Linked DNA regions of Homo sapiens: region 1 is linked to region 2. The links are chromatin contacts, found by Hi-C or POLR2A ChIA-PET in ENCODE. All regions are on one chromosome and are shown on one strand. The core of a region is the stretch at or near the end of the contact, and the rest is flanking DNA. Distances in the headings are between cores, read along the strand shown. Region 1 overlaps LOC105376015 (a long non-coding RNA gene). Region 2 holds the start of RIGI (RNA sensor RIG-I).

Region 1 (6,867 bases), core at 3,112-5,611, 78 kb after region 2:
TGTATACAAATACAGCAAATTTAGAATTATTGATATCATGTAGTGAAGAAGGAAACTCAGTCCTAAAATTTTGTTATCATGCTGAAAGTTTTGAAATTATCAGCATGTTGTCTTATTCCTATTCAAATCAATTGTTTTCATTTCTCGATGATAATACTTTTATTATTATTATTATGTCAAGCAAGTGATCTCAGTTTCCCTGATATAAATATTTCAAAGGCAGTAATGACATGCCAGATAAAAGAATAAGGTTTGAGGGCAGCGAGTCCTGTGTTCAGATTCCATCAAATATTAATCAGTTGTGTGAACTTACACACAAAACATATTTTAATTTTCTGAGCATCAGCTTTCTAGTTTTCAAAATAAGAATAATAAAAGTACTTACATCATAATTTTTAAGAAGATTAAGGGAGCTCTTGAACATTTAAAATAGGGAACATCAAATAGGTAGTTGGATATATGAGACTAGAATTTGGAAGAAAAATCTGTGTGGGTGATATAAATTTGTGGTCATATGCCTGTCAATAACGGAAGCCAAGTTGTGAATGGCACTACCTAGGAAAGAAGTATACAGAGATGAAAGGGCAAGGCCTGCAACTGAACACTGATTCCTTAATTGAGCTTCCTGAGCACATCAGAGTAGCAAATTTTGTGATGAAATTTGAAACTATGAGTGATTGTCTAGGTGGAGAAGGAAGGAAGGAGTATTTTGATGGTGACCAGCAGAAGAGGTCTAAGGCAACACAGAATATTCTGGGAGAGGTGGTGGCTAGGGTATAAGAACACTGCTGCTAAGGGAGATGGGAAGTAATTAAGACTCAGAAGCAAACAGAAGAGGAAGCTCCCCCAGGGAATTAAGAGTTATACAGTTGGATGTCTAAGGAAACAGAACAGCATCTTTCTTGCGAGGACTGAGCCAGGCTACTGGTAGGAAGGGAACTCAAAGAGCGAACTCCAACACTTTTGGTTGGAGACCTTGAACCAATGTGCAGAACAGACATGGCTTATGTCTGACATTGATGGGGGTGGGGTGGAAGCAGGCAGAGCAGGGGTATATTAAGTCTCTAGAAGATACATGGTCCTGGTACTGTCTTCACTTCTACTTTTCTGCCACTATGGAAAGAGTAGTTGAAATTCTACAAGCTGAGAGATTTCATATCTACCCAGACCTTAAGACTTCCTCAATAAAGTTTGGCAGATGGCAAATACAGAGCATGATCAGACCTGTGGAAATCTACCCAAAAGCCAGATGTCACCTCCCCTGTGTCCTCTGATTCCCGCATCTGCTCACACTGCTCAGCCTCACTGCATCAACCTGGATGCAGAACTCAGCACCTCTCCTAGTCCTGCTGCTCTCCACCAAATCCAGCCACAGAAAAGCTTCAGTGAGCAATGTTAATTTCCCTGAAGACTCTGTGGGTCCTGGAGGAGAAGGAGGGGACAGGAAGGGTAGCTATATCATACAACCTGAAGAAAACAAGGTAAAAACTGACATTCTATATTTGTACCTCCACAAATCCCTTCCTGGTTTATCCTCTCTAGGGATTTTTATCCCTGAATCCTCCCAGATTTCACTGCTTAATTCTCTCCCCTAGATTCTTGATCATCCTACCCCCAACTCCTGCCTTCATTTTCATTTTTTTTCCTTCCCTTTCTTACGCAAGCAATTTAGCCACTTCCCTCAATTCATAAACTTACAGACCCCAGGACATCATGATGCTCTGCAAAACAAGATACTCTACAGTAACAAAATTCACCCTCCTAAAGAAGCAGTTGGGGTAACAAACAATAATTTGTTGATGTTTTGTATAACAATCTGAAAAAGTAAAATGATATTAGCCGTGCCACCTCAAGGAGCACCTAGTTTGTGCCAGGTGCTTTATACATATACAGGTACAGCAAATTTAGGATTATTGATATCATTCATAAAGAAGAAAAGTCAGCTCAGAGAGATTAAATGTATAACCTGCCTAAAAACACAAACTCAAGGAGGTGGCCCAGGATCAAAGCCTAGTTTTAACACTAAAGCCCATGACCTTTCCTATGCTGCTATATATTTTCAAGAACAGTTTGCTGGCAAATAATTATTTAGCTTTAAGCCATAAATTACTCAACCTAAAGATCTACAGTGTTGTAAGAATGCAAAGTGAGCCTGAATTGAACAAAACAAAACAAAAAACAATATGTAGGGCTATGAACAAGGGATGGGAGTGGAGGAGAGACTATGATTTTTGTGTACTTCGAATGTATCAGGTTCTGTGGTCCAGTATTTACATACTTTTTCTCTTTTACTCCTTCCAACAACCCTGTGAAGCAGAGATTGTTATGTTCATGTTAACCGTCTCTCTCTCCGTCTCTCCTCTGTGGCTCATTTGCAAGGTTGACATGACATCTATTTTAATTTTGCTCAAGCTAAACTTATGCAGTGCTATGATATAAACTTCAGTTTCTCTGATCTACTGTAGTTCTTCTTGACCCTCTTCCTGGAAACTATTTATCACCCCTATGGAGAAAAACTTGAGGGCTGGCTGTTATTTTCTACTTACTTTTCTCTAGCCAGAAAATTTGTGAGAAGGAGGAAAGGTCATCAGGAGCTGCCTACAGTTGTTGCTAGCCTGGCTGGATTCTCTCTTGCAAGCCCCAGCAAATGTCCCTTACCAGGGCCAGTCTTCCCAGCATGGGACATTTTCTAACCCAAGGGCTTTGGTTGATCCCCCCATTCAGCAAGCACCCTGGAGAATGCCCGGCCCTGCCTACTCCTCTGCCTTAGCAAGGGTCTGCAGTGGCACGAAGAGTGGCTCCTACGCGTCAGTTTCCCCACCTCCTCGTGCCTCAATCCACTTCTTCCTCACATCAAGGCGAATTCAGAAAAAGTATCAGAATTTTGTTGACTCACCTTTCCTCATTTCTCTTTCTGAAAAGCAAGTGTCATTACAAGGTTGAAAGCCGTACAGTTGAAAGTAAAACTGTATTACATGAAGTTTTGCCCTTTTTTCAATCTTGATCACTGATGAGAAATTTTTGGCCCTTTAAAATGCAGTCATTTTATTCATTTTGTTAGGTACTGGGGGAAAATGCTCTCTGATCTGACTTCCTTTACCTCAAACTTTCAGAACAACTTTCAAGCAGGTGGGCCACACTCAGAAAAACCAAAGCCTGAAATTCAGTGTCAGGGTAAAAATAACATTAAGGATGGGGTGAAAAACAGTGAGCCTTATTTCACATTGACTTTAGAGGCTGAATTACAGCTAGATAGGAGGAATAAGTTCTAGTGTTGAGATGGCTTCTAATTTTATATTTACTTAAATCACATACTTATGTTTCCAAGAGCTTAAAAAAAAAAGGACAAGACACTTTGAAGTTTGTATCATTTCCAATACTAAAAATTCACTAAAGGTGAATCGTTGCAGGTTAAAAATCTCATATGCTAGGCCGGGCGCGGTGGCTCACGCCTGTAATCCCAGCACTTTGGAAGGCCGAGGCGGGCGGATCACGAGGCCAGGAGATTGAGACCATCCTGGGTAACACAGTGAAACGCCATCTCTACTAAAAATACAAAAAATTAGCCAGGCAAGGTGGCGGGCGCCTGTAGTCCCAGCTACTCGGGAGCCTGAGGCAGGAGAATGGCGTGAACCCCGGGGGGCGGAGCCTGCAGTGAGCCGAGATCGCGCCACGCACTCCAGCCTGGGCGACAGCGAGACTCTGTCTCAAAAAAAAAAAAAAAAAAAAAAAAAAAACTCATATGATAATAGACTTCAAAAACAACAACAAAAAAACCCAAAGCATCCTTATAATGACACAAAATATTAGAGTGGCATTAAAATGTGTCCCAAATATATAATATCATTTTCAAAAGATGTCGCCGTCTAAAAGCAACTGAGCTGAACATCTCTGACTTCACCATACTTTGCATTTATTTATCTTACAAAGTGAAACTAATTCTTTCATTACTTTTAGAGATTAATTCTGTGTGCTGACTTCAACAAGACGATGTTTTGCATTTGTGCTCAGCCACATTTTAAGCAACACCCTGAGAGAGTCAGTACTGTGTGCAGGGATTCAGCTGCACAGTTCACATCGAGATCAGCAAAAGGGTGGATAAATCCCTAGGTGCGGCTTTAATTTTGTTGCCAGGAAAAAAAAAAAACAAAAAACCCAACCAGTGTTCAGAGGCCATCAGGCTTAGCTTCTGCTCTGTGCCTCTGCGAAGTGCAATGCACAGGAAACAACACATCCTGGAGCCCCGACCCACTCTGAATTACAGCTGCCTGCCAGGCCCAGGAGGCTTGGTCCTAGGAGTCCAGCAACCAGGCTGTGCAGTGCGGCTGGGTCGAAAATTCCTGAGGGCTGATTATCTTCTTCTCAGCAGTTGGCAGGTGTGCGTCACCATCAGCTTAACTCTCCCTGTGTTCCCTGGATGACTCACAATGATCGCTTCCCATGTCACCTTAACCTAGTGAGCAAATTAGGAAGAGTTGTTTATTCATTTTAAACTATGATAATCCCTTCTAGTCACAATAGCTAAAGTGGTCATATGGCCACTGGCCATCACTATTGATCTTCTGGTATGTGTTGGGTATAGTTATGGAGGCAGAGTAGCAGTGGCCAAACACCTGTGTTCCGGGTTCAGGAACTGAAACCCTGGCTCCACCACTAACTATCTGCATGGCAGGGCAAGGTCCTTAACTTCATTAAACCTCCGGTTCCTTATTCGTAAAATGAAGACAATAATGGCACCCATTGGGAGGACTTAAAAAGCTAATACTGTGTATAGGAAAATTCTTAGCCCCATGTTAACATTCTCACTGATGCAGCTGCTGAAGATGATTAACATCTATTTTATTTAAGAAAGTTGATACCAAAGGTTTACATTTATATATTTTCCTAATTTAAAAAAATATTTTATATGACACATAATGATTTGTACATATTTATGGGGTGCATAGTGATGTTTCAACACATATGATGTATAGTGATAAGGTCAAGGTAATTAGCATAGCCATCATGTCAAACATTTATCATTTCTTTGTGTTGGGAACATTCTATATCCTCCTGCTAGCTATTTGAAACTATAGAGTATATTATTGTTAACTATCATCATCCTGTAGCGCTATATAACACTAGAACTCATTCCTTCTATCTAGCTGTAATTTTGTATTCTTCTACAAATCTATCCCTATGTCTCCCTTCCCTCTCCTTCCCAGCCTGTAGTACTGAGTTGCTTTACCAGTGATTAGGAATATAATGAAGTACTTCTGAAACCAGATGCTTTTTATTTTCAAGCTTTAAGCATTTATTTTCAATTGTACAAAACCATCTTGTTTCATGGATGAAGACAGAGAAATATAAGGCTTGCCTGAGATCACAAAGCTGACTAGAGGTAAAAATGCTACTAAAATTCTAGTGTCCTGATTTTCTTCCCAGGCTTTTTTGTCTCCATTGCCCTGCTTTTCCTTGTATGATCATATTCATCAGCGGAGACTCTCATATTCTAGCCATGTTCCTACAGAGCCATTCTAGATGTTAGTAATTTCACTTTTTGGCTGTTATAACAGAGAGCCTCAAAATAACACTGGGGCTAGCCTCAGTGGCTCATGCCTGTAATCCCAGCCCTTTGAGAGGCCTAGGTGGGTGGATCACTTGAGGTCAGGAGTTCCAGACCAGCCTGGCCAAGATAGCAAAACCCCGTCTCTACTAAAAATACAAAAAACTAGCTAGGCGAGATGGTGGGCAGGAGAATTGCTCAAACCCGGGAGGCGGAGGTTGCGGTGAGCTGAGATTGCAGCCACTGCACTCCAGCCTGGGCAACAGAGCAAAACTCTATCTCAAATAAATACAAAATAAATAAAAAATAACACTGGATTAAACAAGATACTTATCTCTCATGTTAAAATCCAGGTAAGCAATCCAGGGCTGGAATGGAGGCCCTGCAATCACCAGTTGCCCAAGCCTCCTGTGTCTTAATGCCCTGCCAATCTCAGCACCTAGTATCTGTTTTTGGTCTAAGGATGGCTACCCTCACTTCCACCTTCCCATCAGTGAGGATGTGGAAAGAGGTAAAAGCCTGGCTCCATTTAAGAGAACATGACATTTTTGCTCACATCCCATTCTTCTGAACTTAATCACATAGCTACATCTAGCTGCAAGGGAGGCTGGAAAATGGGACTCTTTGACTGCCCCCTGTGTAAGAAGGGGAGACTGGATACTGGAGTATAATTAATAGTTGTTGACACATGGACACCCTAAGCTTTAAGTAGTATGATATTTTTACAAAAATACTAGAGTTTTTAGAGTTTAATACAACAGCTAGAAGGTGTACATAGGTCCTAAGCATCAATGAAGGATCATTAATCCATTTCTCAGAATGTGATTCCAGACAGCAGCTTCCATCTGAGGGTCTACAAAGGTGGCATGGGGTTCTGCACATTATTACAAATATTTACCAAGCCAATGTATAAAAAGACAGGCAATAACAAATATTGACAAGGATGTAAAGAAACTGTAGCTCTTGTATTCTGCTGGCGGGAAAATGGTGCAGCCACTTTGTAAAACATTTTTCAGTTTCTTAAAATACTAAATAGAGTCACCATATGACCCAACAATTCAGCCATTATTATCTACCCAAGATAAATGAAAATCTACATTCACATGAAGATTTGTATATGAATATTCCTGAGAACATTAGCCATAATATCCAAAAAATGGAAATAACCCAAATGTTTTAACTGGTGAATGGATAAGAAAAATGTGGTATATCCATACAACAGAACACTATTCCAGTCATAAAAAGGAACAAAGTATTGACACATGCTTCAACATGAATGCATGTCAAATACATTAAGTGAAAGAAGACATAAACAAAAGACC
Region 2 (6,261 bases), core at 3,543-6,042:
ATTGTTGGGAAACTGAGTCGCCTATCAAAGGGTAAATGTGTTTGTTTTATCTTTTTGGCTAAATGAATAACTATTTTGTAGCGACCTGTGATCCTATTTTGTGATATCAAGTGTCTTAAATCTTTGATACTGACAGACTTCCCAACAGCAAATATTTCAAGTTCTAAATTCAGGGGGTTTTTTTTAACCTCAAACTAACTTTTTTGTGTATTAGCTTCCTTGAATTCCAATACAGACAGACATGTTAGGCTTCTTTGGTATATTAGAATTATACAGGCAGCATTATCAAATGTGAGGTGGTATTTAACTTCCTTTGGGTTATATTTGTATAGATGTGCTATTAATATGTGTTGCAGGACTATATGAGATTCCTAAAATTCTGATATGTCTTAATATATGGTGTCAGTAATGATGATTATTATGTTAAATTGTTGTATGCCAACAGAAAAAAAAATTTCCTTGTCAACTGTGTCTTTATGGCTCTCCTAAGACTTTTGTCATTGCAATTGTTGTTTTGCATTGATTCTTTTCAAAAAGTGACTTATAATCAGATATAGTCCAGAGCTTGTTTATTTAGGGGACTTCATGAAAAGGAGTCTTGAATGCAGATTTCTGATAACTTTGGAGACTGTGCCACTGGAATACAGAAAACTTCTAGGACTCTTAATTAGAGTCCCTCTTAATTAAAAGGCTGACATGTTTATAAAGATTACTAACCCAATATGAAACACAGCAGGAGTTGATTGCATGGACTGAACTAATGTGGGACTGAAATAATTTTTTATGGTTTTGTTTGAAAAAGTCTGGAGAATTTTTGTTTTTTGGAATCTGGAGAATTTTTTCTTTTAAGCTCTTCATAACCTTTAAGAATACAGTATATTAAGTAGAGTATACCCTTTTAAACAGAATTTGAGGCATTTTCTCTCTCCCTAATTTCTCCAGAATTTATAAACTATTTGTGAATATTCTTAGTTCATGGCAATGTGTTTTCTTGCATACATTTAATAAAAATCTGTTTTCTTTTATAAGGGGACACAGTTGGAGGAACAAGTTATTTTCCCAGGGCTTTGACTGAAATGGCCTTGTGAGAGGTTCCAGCAAAGCCAATTAGGAGAGCCCATATGGACAATAATTTTTGCTGCACTTTGTGTGGGTAAATAAGCCAAGTATATGTAACTGAGGCTTATTTTGCAGGTAGGCCCATCCAGCTGTGATATGTCTTTGGTGGAAGCGGGGAACAGTAATGATACAGATTGTGTCTCAGAAGAAAACTATAGTATTAGATTAACTTTTGATTCCTGGATGGCCACGTGGTCACCCATAGTATGGAACTGCCCACCACGCCATTCCTCAGCATGAAGCTGCCAGAAAGATTGAGGATCAGATTCCCCATGATCCAGGAATTGATAAATAGAAAGAGGGGGACTGAAACCAACACAATAGTCCCATATACAATTCTTTCGAATAAACATGGAAATTGACCCTCCTGATCTTAAAGCTGAAACTTATATTTGTTTTATCTGAGTTCCTTCCCCAGGAAAAGGACCCCCAGGCCTCTCAAAAGGTATAAAAGAACTGAAACTCATCAGACCATCACATCCAGACAATGAGACACCAGGCCCCTCATTTATCATGATTGCTTCCTTACCCCTCCAGAGTCCATTTTCCAACACCTAGTTATATTTCTTTCCTTCTATCCATACCCCTAATTTCAACGGGTCAGGGAGATGGATTTGAGACTGATCTCCTACCTCCTTTGCTGCAGCTCCCAATTAAAGCCTTGGCAAAACTTGTTGTCTCAGTGATTGGCTTTATGTGCAGCCAGCAAAAGAACCTAGGCTGAATCCCTGGTGTTTCAGTAACAATTGCACCCACTCTCATTGTTTCAGCAAGGATCTCCACATTAATGTCTCCCCAACTGTGGACCCTTTTCCTGAACTCCACACCTGTGCAGCCAACAATCTGATGAACATCTCTTCATGGATGTATCCAAGGCATACAAACCCAGCATACCTAAATCCGAATTTTTCTCCTCCTCCTGCAAACCTGTCCCTCTTCCCACATTTCCTATCTCAGAAACTACCATTTATTCACCCAAGGACCAAAGCCAGAGACCTGGAAGTCATTTCCACCCTGTCCTCACCCTTACCTCCTCACCACAACTCCCCAAGAGACCTATTGATTATACTTTCCAAATGTGTCTTGAATCCATCCATTTCTCCCCATTCCTCCGGATTCCTATTTTCCTAACTGGTATCCTTGCTTCCAGTTTTTCCACTCTGCTGTCCTGGCATCATTGCATCTGCCATTCTCTCTCTCCCTGTCTTGTACCTATTCAAGCCATTCCTCAAACTGAAGTCAAAGTCGTTTTTCTACAATGCAAATTCTATTTTGGTCCCCTCTCCTTATCACATTTCAGTGGATAAAGTCCAAAACTGTTCATATCCCACTTCTGCTTGCCTGTCAAGTTTCATCTCTCTGAACTCCTGCCTCTCTCTCCACAATGCCACCATACTAATATTTTCTGGATACCTGGAACACTCTAGTTTCTCTTTCACCTTGGACCTTTGCACATAAGGAGCCCTCTAACTGCAATTTATTGTCTCCTTCCAGCTAATTTTTCCTCTTTCTTTAGACCTCAGTTCAAATGCCAAATATCTGGGAAGCTTTGGCTGTGCCCTTTGGACTCTAGTAGACATCCCAGCTTTTTTCCATCAAAGCACTGCTGCACTTTATTATTTACTATTTTGTTACCTGCATTCACATAGACACACTAATCACTATTAGGGCAGGGACAGTTTCTACTGTGCTCATCATTGCTTCCTCAACTTTCAATGACACTATTAGGTAATAGGTGCTGAGTAAATTACCTCCAATGCTAACATAATACTGACACGAGTTGCTTATTTTATTCCATCAAAGTGTATCAAATCAATATATGAGTGCATGAAAAAATGGAATTCACACCAGTTGTTAGTGTTTCTTCCAAGTACTTCTTCAGGTGCCAAGCTACACTGGTCACTAGAATGCCATTCCACAACCTTTCTTTTAGTTTTGTAGAGCAATTAGCATTCAAGTTAGTTGCCGGTCTTAACGCCATTTCCAAAAACTGCAATAACATCAGGAAAGACTGGCACTTGGAGACTTTTAGGATTCCCAGGCCCCCTCTCATCGACTTTTTTTTGTTTTTCGGTTTTTTTTTTTTTTTTTTTTTTTTTTTTGGAGACAAGAGTCTCACGATGTCACCCAGGCTGAGTGCAGTGGTGCGATCTCACCATAACCTCTGCCTCCCTGGTTCAAGCGATTTTCATTCCTCAGCCTCCTGAGTAGCTGGGACTACAGGAGTGCACCACTACGCCTGGCTAATTTTGTATTTTTCGGTAGAGACGGGGTTTCACCATATTGGCCAAGCTGGTCTCGAACTCCTGACCTTGTGATCCACCCGCCTAGGCCTCCCAAAGTGCTGGCTGCAGGGAGCCGAAGGCCCTTGGGATGTGACCAACTCAGCATTCCGCTGGAGGCTATATGATCAAACAGCAAACTGTTTATCATGAATGCAGCACCTGGGCAAACTCACACTGCCTTGCCACCAAATGGTTTGCTGAGCGCCTCACTCCCTGGCGCCAGGCTCCTTGAAATTATTTATTGAGAAATCTAGCACCTATTGTTCAAAGAATGCAGTCTTGCAAGCCTGCTGTGAATCAAGCAGCCAGCCAACAAGCACCTCCCCTTCTCGCTATCTCTTTTGCCTAATAAGAAGGGCTGTGTAAAGCTCAGGGCCCTTGTCCACTAGAGGCAAGGTGCCCCCTGACCCCTTCTTCCAGATATACTCTTTTGTCTCTTGTCTTTTATTCCCGCGTTCGCCCCTCTTTGTTCAGTCCCCTAGGTCCGTGCGGGTTACATAGTGGCACCCCGAACAGCAACAGCATCGGGTGCTCTACAGCTGGGATTACAGCGTGAGGGACCACGCCCGGCCTCATCGATATCTTTTAAGTACCACCTCCTTTCACCTCTTTCCCAGAAGCCTCTGCTCATCTCCAGCACAAAGTAATTCGATACAAATTTACAAAATGGTCATTACCCAGGATCACCTGTCTCCGAAGTTAGATGGAAACACCTGTATTAAAGCCTAAAGCTATTCGGTCTGGAAAAGTCCGGCTCCTCTCCAGCTTCCACTTCTTTAGGCGTGCAAATAAGATTCGGCAGAGTAAGCATCAACTTCCTTTAAGCTCAGACCGCACTTTGTGCTCAGTACTGTAATTATCTGCCCTTTGTGTCCCATCCCTTGGACTGTAATGTATACTAAGGAAGAGCCCTTATCTTATTTCTCAATCTCTGTCAGTACCCAGCCAAGCACACAGTAGACTTTAATATTAGTGAAAATAAATGAAACAAAATTTCTTCCCCAGCTTTGAACCTAAATAGATGAGCACCCTTAAGCAAGTCACTTCACCTCGCTGGAACTCAGTTTCCCCACCTAGGCCTCCGAGGGCTCCTCAAACTCTGGCAACCTCTAGCCTAAAATGCTGCGGAGATCTTACCACAAACCTGGGGAGTCTGGCAGGCTCTCTGCATTGATTAAAAGAAGGGAACGAAGCAAGAGAAAAACAAGTCCTCAATTGTTTTCCGCCGAGAAGGCGCCGCTGGAGACACTCACCCTCCCTAAACCAGGGGGCCATGTAGCTCAGGATGTAGGTAGGGTCCAGGGTCTTCCGGATATAATCCTGGAAGGCTTGCAGGCTGCGTCGCTGCTCGGTGGTCATGCCGGCCTCTGCTTGCAGCTAGCTACGTTCCCCGCAGGCTGTGCCTCACTAGCTTTAAAGCCGGGTAGGAGGAGGGCGTGGCGAGCGGGGAAAGCAGGGATTTTCCGAGGAAATGAGGCCGGACGCGAGGCGGAGCTGCATAGGAACTTTAATAACTAAAGGGAAAATCGAAAGTGCAACTAGCGGCGGGCGGGGTTCGCGGAGGCTGTTTTGCCTCGGGCTAGTTTCGTTTCCCTCCGCACCGAGGAAGCCCGGGAACGGAGAGGACCCCTAGGAATTGCTTTTATTTTTATGATCTTATATTTTGTTTTGCTTTTATAGCGCTAACGTTTAGACACAGTAAAATGCACACAATCTGAGTGTGCAATTCGATGAGTTTTGTAAAGTGTACACCTGTGTACCCAGTTCTCCCACGTCGGCTGGGTGCCAGGGTAAGTCTATGTTTAGCTTTATAGGAAACCGCCACCTGTTGTCCAAAATGACTGATTACATCCAGTTTACATTCCCACCCGCAGTAGGAGAGCTCCAGTAGATAGACACATTGGTCAGCCTTTCTTTTTTTTTTTTAATTTTAACTTCCATCTTGGTCGGTGTGAAATGGTATATTATTGTGGTTTTAATTTTAATTTCCCATATAATTAATGGTGGGCACATTTGCATGTGCTTACTGGGTCATTCATATATCTTTTGTGAAGCATCTGCTCCAATCTTTTGCCTGACTTTGGAGTTTTTTGGTTTATGGATTTACAGGAGTTATTTATTCAGGATACAAAATTGTTAAATATATGTATTCGAAATATCTTCTTCCAGTCTGTGGCTTACCATTTCATTTTCTTAAAGGTGTCTTTTGAGGAGCAGACACTTATATTGATGCAATTTTCAGGTTTTTCTTCTGTTTGTTGTTTTTTGTGTCCTCTTTAATAAATCTTTGCCTACCCCAAGGTCATGAAAATATTGTTTCCTTTTAGATTTATATTTTTAGCCTTTACTTCTGGGTCTATTACTATCTCAAAATAATTTTGTTGTGGCGTGAGATGGGGGGTCCAGGTTCACTTTTTCCATATTTCTAATTGTTTCAGCACCGTTTGTTGAAAACTTTTCCTTTTGGCATTGGATAGCCTTGGGACCTTTGTAAAAAAACCAAGTCCATTGAATGTATATGTGTCTATTTCTGACTCTTGTTATATTCTACTTCCTACTACTTTGACAATACCATTGTCTCTAGGTTACTTTAGATTTCAACTAAGTCTCAAAATCAAGTACTACTAAGTTCTCCAAATTTGTTTTTCACTGTGAAGATATTAGCTATTTGAGATTCTTTGCATTCCTTTTTTTTTTTTTTTTTTAATTTCTTTTTTGAGACAAGGTCTCACTCTGTCTCCCAGGCTGGAGTGCAGTGGTGCAAACAGGGGTCACTGCAACCTTGAATCCCTGTGCATTTCCATATGAAATAAGAATCAACTTGTCAATTACCCCTTCCTTCCCCCAAAAAAAGTTT

The links. A loop is a pair of places that touch in the nucleus more often than their neighbours do. ChIA-PET counts read pairs that join two places held with the same protein, here RNA polymerase II (POLR2A). Pooled maps may share reads with other maps.
Region 1: a pooled map shows a loop between it and region 2 (6-fold over the local background). The contact joins the enhancer-like site here to the promoter of RIGI in region 2. A Hi-C loop is called at or near these places in 3 of 50 pooled maps. POLR2A ChIA-PET finds 5 or more read pairs at or near these places in 2 of 52 experiments (BJ and MCF 10A).

The regions. Positions count from the first base shown.
Region 1 is chr9:32,600,015-32,606,881 of GRCh38, forward strand. LOC105376015 (a long non-coding RNA gene) reads right to left here. Exons shown (of 2, transcript XR_929553.1): 2 at 3,893-4,453. Among named protein-coding and RNA genes, the nearest start is that of NDUFB6, 30 kb to the left of the region's middle. Within about 2 kb of position 4,362, at least 3 of the 41 ENCODE cell types and tissues checked have a DNase peak (open chromatin) inside an H3K27ac peak, as active enhancers do.
Region 2 is chr9:32,521,404-32,527,664 of GRCh38, forward strand. RIGI (RNA sensor RIG-I) reads right to left here and starts at 4,793. Exons shown (of 18, transcript NM_014314.4): 1 at 4,658-4,793. The coding sequence starts at 4,763. RefSeq lists an enhancer at 4,694-4,943.